Regions from separate parts of the Homo sapiens genome. Here region 2 is linked to region 1. Evidence: read pairs that join two places in POLR2A ChIA-PET (ENCODE). Cell type or tissue: GM12878. All regions are shown on one strand. Links, peaks and the distances in the headings refer to the core of each region. The heading gives the core; the rest is flanking DNA. Region 1 overlaps RFT1 (RFT1 glycolipid translocator homolog). Region 2 overlaps PRKCD (protein kinase C delta).

Region 1 (2,900 bases), core at 84-2,583:
CACGTCTGAGTTCATGATTCAAATTTAAGACAGTCTAATGCCTTCAAGGTGAAGACACCAGCCAGGGCCCCCATCCCCTTGGCTTTCATGAAGTTTCTCATCTATGAAGAAAAAGTGTTGACCACTATGGAAAAGGAGCACTAAACAGTGCCCACGCCCTGAAGGGCAAATTCTCACCTCCTAGTAACTTGCTAAAAAAGGAAAGCATCAAGAGGCTAGAAGCAGTGAGGATCTTCTCTCAAGACTTTCTCCCACCCTGACTCTCTCTCCAAGCCCCTGCCACTGTGTTTGTGGTAGGGACCACTGCAGGTCCTCACAGGCCTGTGTCTCTGTGCTGCTTGGATCCACCCTCACTGCTAACAGTTCCAGCTTCTGCAAATACAGTTTTGTTTTGTTGTGGTTGTTGTTTTGAGACAGAGTCTTATTCTGTCGCCCAGGCTAGAGTGCAGTGGCGCGATCTCAGCTCACTGCAACCTCTGCCTCCCAGACATAAGAGATTCTCCTGCCTCAGCCTCCTGAGTAGCTGGGATTACAGGTGTCCACCACCAAGCCCAGCACTTTTTTTTTTTTGTATTTTTAGTAGATGGGTTTCACCATGTTGGCCAGGCCAGTTTCGAACTCCTGACCTCAAGTGATTCACCTGCCTTGGCCTCCCAAAGTGCTTGGATTGCAGGTGTGAGCCACTGTGCCTGGCCTCAAACACAGCTCTTAAATCAGTCTCTGCTTTCATATCTTTTTTTTTTTTTTTTTTGAGACATAGTCTTGATCTGTCACCCAGACTGGAGTGCAGTGGCACGATCTCGTTCACTGCAACTTCTGCTTCCTGGGTTCAAGCGATTCTTCTGCCTCAGCCTCCTGAGTAGCTGGGATTACAGGCACCCGCCACCATCCCCAGCTAATGTTTTTTTTTATTTTTTAGTGGAGACGGGGTTTCCCCATGTTGGCCAGACTGGTCTTGCACTCCTGACCTCCCACCTCGGCCTCCCAAAGTGCTGGGATTACAGGCATAAGCCAACACACCCAGCTTGCTTTCATATCTTTAAATGGTTTTTTTTTTTTTTGAGACAGAGTTTCGCTCTTGTCGCCCAAGCTGGAGTGCAATGGTGCTATCTGGGCTCACTGCAACCTCTGCCTCCCGAGTAGCTGGGATAACAGGCGCCTGCCACCACGCCCAGCTAATTTTTGTATTTTTAGTAGAGATGGGGTTTCACTGTGCTAGCCAGGCTGGTCTCGAATTCCTTACCTCAGATGATCCGCCCACCTTGGCCTCCCACAGTGCTGGGATTACAGGCGTGAGCCACCGTGCCGGGCCAAAATGACTCTTTAATGTTTGCAAAAAGTCCAGGCTCCTTAATTCTGTATTTGTGGGCTTTTATACACTGACCCCAAGCTATCATTTTGGATTCCCTTTGCCAACCTCACCCTCATCACCCTGTCATCTTCTGCTGCACCCTACCTCCCAGGTTTTAGCCCTCCAGCTGCTTTGAGTCAGGCTGGGCCCACCTTGGCTCCTGTCATTCTCACCACCTAGTGTGTCTTTTCTGCAGGGCCCTCCCTGTCTTTTGGCAAAATAGACCTCTCCTTCCTACATTCTATAGACTCCCTGAGGGCAGGAGCCCCTCTCAGTCACCTCTATGACCCTGGTTTCCTAGCAAAGCTCTAGGAAATGAGTTTCCAAGTACCACACACCTCACAGCCAAGTAACAGTTAACCACATAAATGTCTGTGTCTTTGGTGAGAGAATGAAATGCCTGAGGCCATGGCCTGTTACTCATTCATCTCAGTATTCTCAGCACCTGGCATAGTGTTCAGGAAATGTGGGGGCAGAAGTAACAGCACATACATTTTTGCTACTACAAAAAGTGATTTCAAGCTGAGCTCAGTGGCTCATGCCTGTAATTCCAGCACTTTGGGAGGCCGAGGCAGGAGGATCGCTTGAGTCCAGGAGTTCAAGACCAGTCTGGGCAACATCACAAGACCCTGTCTCTACAAAAAAATTAAAATATTGGCTAGGCGTAATGGTAGGTGCCTTGCCTGTAGTCCCAGCTACTTGGGAGGCTGAGGTGGGAGGATCACTTGAGCCCGAGAGGTCAAGGCTGCAGTGAGCTGTGTTTGCACCACTGCATTCCAGCCTGGGTGACAGAGTGAGACCCTATCTACAAAAACAAAAAACAAAAAACAAAAAAAACCACCAGGGATTTCAACTTTTTTAGAGCTGTAGTTTTAAAAATATATCGAATCTGAGGATCTCAGTCAGGCAACTTCCTTATTTCACAGCCAAGGAGATGGAGGCCCTGAGAAGTTCCTAATGGCACTCTGCCAGTCAGGGAGTCAGGCTAGGGGGATCCAACCATGGAGCAGGCTCCTGGCACCACATTCAGGTCGAGCTCTGGAGGCTTTAGTTTGCAGTAAACTTAAACCAGCTGCTGCAAAGACATGTCTAGAGACATGTGTTGTCTGCAATCCAGAAAACCAATTTAGGGCCATCACTTGGACTGGATCCATTCCTTCAAACTTATTAAAACTGCTCTTAAAACCTTGGAAGGAAAAAAATGCATATGAGCAACCGTCCTTTCCAAAACTCACTCCACCGATTTTCCTGTTCTTACAACAATGTGAACTATCATCATACACATTTCACAATAGTTACGTTGTTGCTTTTCTTACCCCATTCACAAATACATGCTGAATAGCCCTCCTGTACCAGGCCACAGGGAGGCAGTAGTGAACGGCACAGTCTCTGCTCCCCAGGAGCTAAGTGCTCAGGCCCTTCACTCAGCTCTTCTGAGGCTTCTGACCCTCCCTTCCCCGAGAAGGCCTCGGAACGGTTTCATTTTTGTAATAGCAAAGTTATAAGGTTAGGCTGGAAACGTGTGTACTCTCAAAGATCAGAGAGCCCT
Region 2 (2,900 bases), core at 174-2,673, 62 kb after region 1:
ATTGTGTGGGGAGCAGGGGGAGCTGTCTGGCCTGAGCCACTGCCTGAGCTCGTGCACTCCTAGTGGATGAGGAGCGCTGGGAGGGGAACGGCGGGGGACTGGTGTGGGCAGGCTTGAGCTCTTCTGGAGTCATTCATGTGGTGAAGCCAGGGAGGCAGGTGGGGCCACAAGCCTGAAGTTCAGGAGGGTCTGGGCCCAAAGTAGAGACGGGAGCCTAAAGCCAGGATTGGGGAGGAGAGGGCTCAACAGGCCTTCTAAGGGGTGGGGGAGCATTTGAGAGGCCCACGAACAGGACTGGGATGGCTGTCCCTCAAAGGTCTCTGCCAAGGCACCCAGGAGGGCAGGCTTGTGGTGGCTGAGCCGCTGTTTTCACAACAGCTCCGGAAGCTTTGGATCATGTCTATGGCCGTGTTGGGTAAACAGGCAGAGCAGAGCAGGCAGTCGCCAAGGCCTGAGGCTAGATCAGATGTCTGCGTGGTGTAGGTTGTGGGCTGGGGTTGTTGGGGTGGGAGGAGGATCCCAGGGTCCTCCAGTGTCAGGGCTGGAGAAAGCTTAGAGGTCTCCATTGTTGAGACAGGGAGGCTGGAGCCCCGGGAGGGGCAGTAGCTGGCCAGCCTCTGCCAGTGGACTCATGCTGCCTGCTTCAGCCCAGTTCTGCCCAGAGCCTCAGGCCAGAACAGGGCACCCTGCGGCTGGGGGGCTTAACAGAGCCTCTTTTCCCACTTTCCAAGGAAGTCTGGAAGACACCAGAGCACTTGGGCCAAGATCGCGGAGCACCCAGGCAGCAGATCTGAGCTAGGCCTGTCTAGGTCCAAGCTCGCCGGTTCCTCTGTCCGCTGCCTGCTGTGGGATGGCGCACCATGCGGGATGGTCCTGCCTCTCTCCCAGCTTTCTCAATATCCCCAAAGTGGGGAAGCATCATGTGGATCCTGCCCAGATCCTGGGGATGACTGGCAAAAGGGTTAGGTGGCCATCTTGCCTTCTCCCAAACACAAAACGATTGTTTCCAATGGTAAACCATCTGGAAAATCGTGGGAACTCTGTGGGAGAAAGAAGGGCTAAGGAGTAGGGCTCTTGTACTGGGGGCTGATGGAGGAGCTGTTCCCATCTCCAAACACATACCCTCACCCCATTGGAGGCCAGATGGGCAGTTCTAGGACTAGAGCTGGAAGTTCTCTCCCCACTTCCCCCTGGGTCTGCCCCATTGGCTTTGTGGCTTTGGTTGAATTGCTCAACCTCTCTTTCGGTTTCTGCACAGTGAGCCTGGAGCTCAAGGAACTTGCTCCTGGGGTGCCCGGCTTGCTGCCCTACCAACATAGGTTCAAGCCCTCCCCTCCCCCTGCGCGCCAGGCCTGTGACTGCCACCTGTGACCTTCAACCTCCACCATAGCCTCAGGGCCCTGCAGGCAGGTGGGCGGGCGGGCGGAGGCCTGCCCAGTGATGTGCCTGACCAGCCCACTCCTTCCCTTACACACTTTAGACTTTGCTCTGGATCAAGAGGGACTTTCTTCGTCTCCCTGGGTGGAAAGGCCCAGCCTAGCCTGACACCAGCTGCCCTTCTGCCCCTCCTCCATTCCCCAGCCATTGTGCCTGGGGGCTGTGGTGGAAAAAGCTGCATTTGGACTTCATGGTGCCAGACTCTAGTCAGGGATGTGGGGTCCTTCCAGGACTGTATGTTTGTTTCTGTGTCTGCCTGGAGCATCTCTGTGCCAGTGTGTACATCACAGCTTGTGGCACTCCACGTGCGTGTGGAGCCTATGTGGTCGGGTGTGGTCTGTGTGGGCCCGGGTATCTGTTGAGATGTGAGAGCCGGTGAGTGCATGTGTGTTTCTGTGTGTGTGTGTGTGTGTGTGTACGTGTGCCCCTGTGTCATCACAGCAGTGTGTGTACGTACCTGTGGCTCCAACTGTGTGCGTGTGTGTCTAATGTCGAGTGGGGCTCCCTATGTGCTGTTTGGGTTGGCGAGTGTGCCTGTGTGCACACGTGTGGTTATTCGTGGAGAGGCCCGGCTGCATCCCCCACCCTGGCTCCTCACAGAGGCCCCTTGTCCTCACAGGATCTGGCTCTCTGGCTCCTGCCATGAAGGGGCCTTTGTTCCTCTCTCAGGGGTACCTGGGGCACCGCCCTCTGACTGAGCCCAGGACTCCTCATATCCTAGGGCTGGCTGGTGACTCGAGGCCTGTGCCTGGTGGCCTCCCTCCAAGGAGGCCCTACCCCACACAAGCTGGCAGAGGTGGATGTGAGCCGATGACAGCCAGGCTCCCAAGTCCTGCCCCTCTGAACCTTCCAGACCCTCTGGCAGGGCAGGCCATTATGCTCCTGCTGACCCCTCAGATCGAAGGCCCCCAGCCAACAGGTCCCTGCAGCCTCCGTTCTCCTCCAGCCCCCCTCACTCCCTGCTACTCACTGCCTGCGTGGCGCATCCTACAGAGGTCTTACCATCCTTTGTAATCACATATTTATGTGACTGGCTCCCACCAGGCTGTAAGTTCCATGGGCCTGGTGTGGCAGAGGTTACCAGTGGGAAAGCAGCTAGCTTCCTGAGAGGTGGGAAGGGTCCCCCAGGGCCAGCCTTCTGAGCTGCCTGGAAGGATCTGTGGGAATTCAGAAGGCTGTTCCAGCTGAGGGAACAACATCTGCAAAAATATGGGGGCTGGGAAATGAGACATATGTTCACAGAGTAGCCAGAACAGGGATTGAGGTAGAGAGCAGGACAGGGCCAGGGAGTGGGCAGTCTGGAAGGCCTGGAGAGGTCTGGGCTTTCTCCAGGGGCAGTGAGAGCCTAGGAGGTTCCCAGCTGTGGGAAGAATGGGTAGGGGAGGGACCAGAGATGGTGACAACCGGGAGGGAGCTGGGTAAGGGGAGGAGAGGCCACAGGTACTGGTTGGTCTGTGTGGGGT

The links. Peaks named below come from ENCODE experiments on the same cell type or tissue, not always from the same donor. Only the 100,000 strongest peaks of a DNase experiment are listed, where the experiment ranks them.
Region 2: POLR2A ChIA-PET joins it to region 1 with 11 read pairs; 6 of 35 experiments call an interaction of 5 or more read pairs at or near these places.

Annotation. Positions count from the first base shown.
Region 1 is chr3:53,107,657-53,110,556 of GRCh38, forward strand. All of the region lies in intron 7 of RFT1 (RFT1 glycolipid translocator homolog), which reads right to left. Among named protein-coding and RNA genes, the nearest start is that of RFT1, 21 kb to the right of the region's middle. RefSeq lists an enhancer at 1,634-1,753. In GM12878, for the core only: no CTCF peak of the experiment used is centred there; no DNase peak of the experiment used is centred there.
Region 2 is chr3:53,169,107-53,172,006 of GRCh38, forward strand. The region is part of intron 2 of PRKCD (protein kinase C delta); the gene reads left to right. Among named protein-coding and RNA genes, the nearest start is that of PRKCD, 9.3 kb to the left of the region's middle. RefSeq lists a silencer at 1,166-1,215. In GM12878, for the core only: no CTCF peak of the experiment used is centred there; a DNase peak (open chromatin) is centred at 1,329; H3K4me3 peaks cover 2,225 bases; H3K27ac peaks cover 2,500 bases.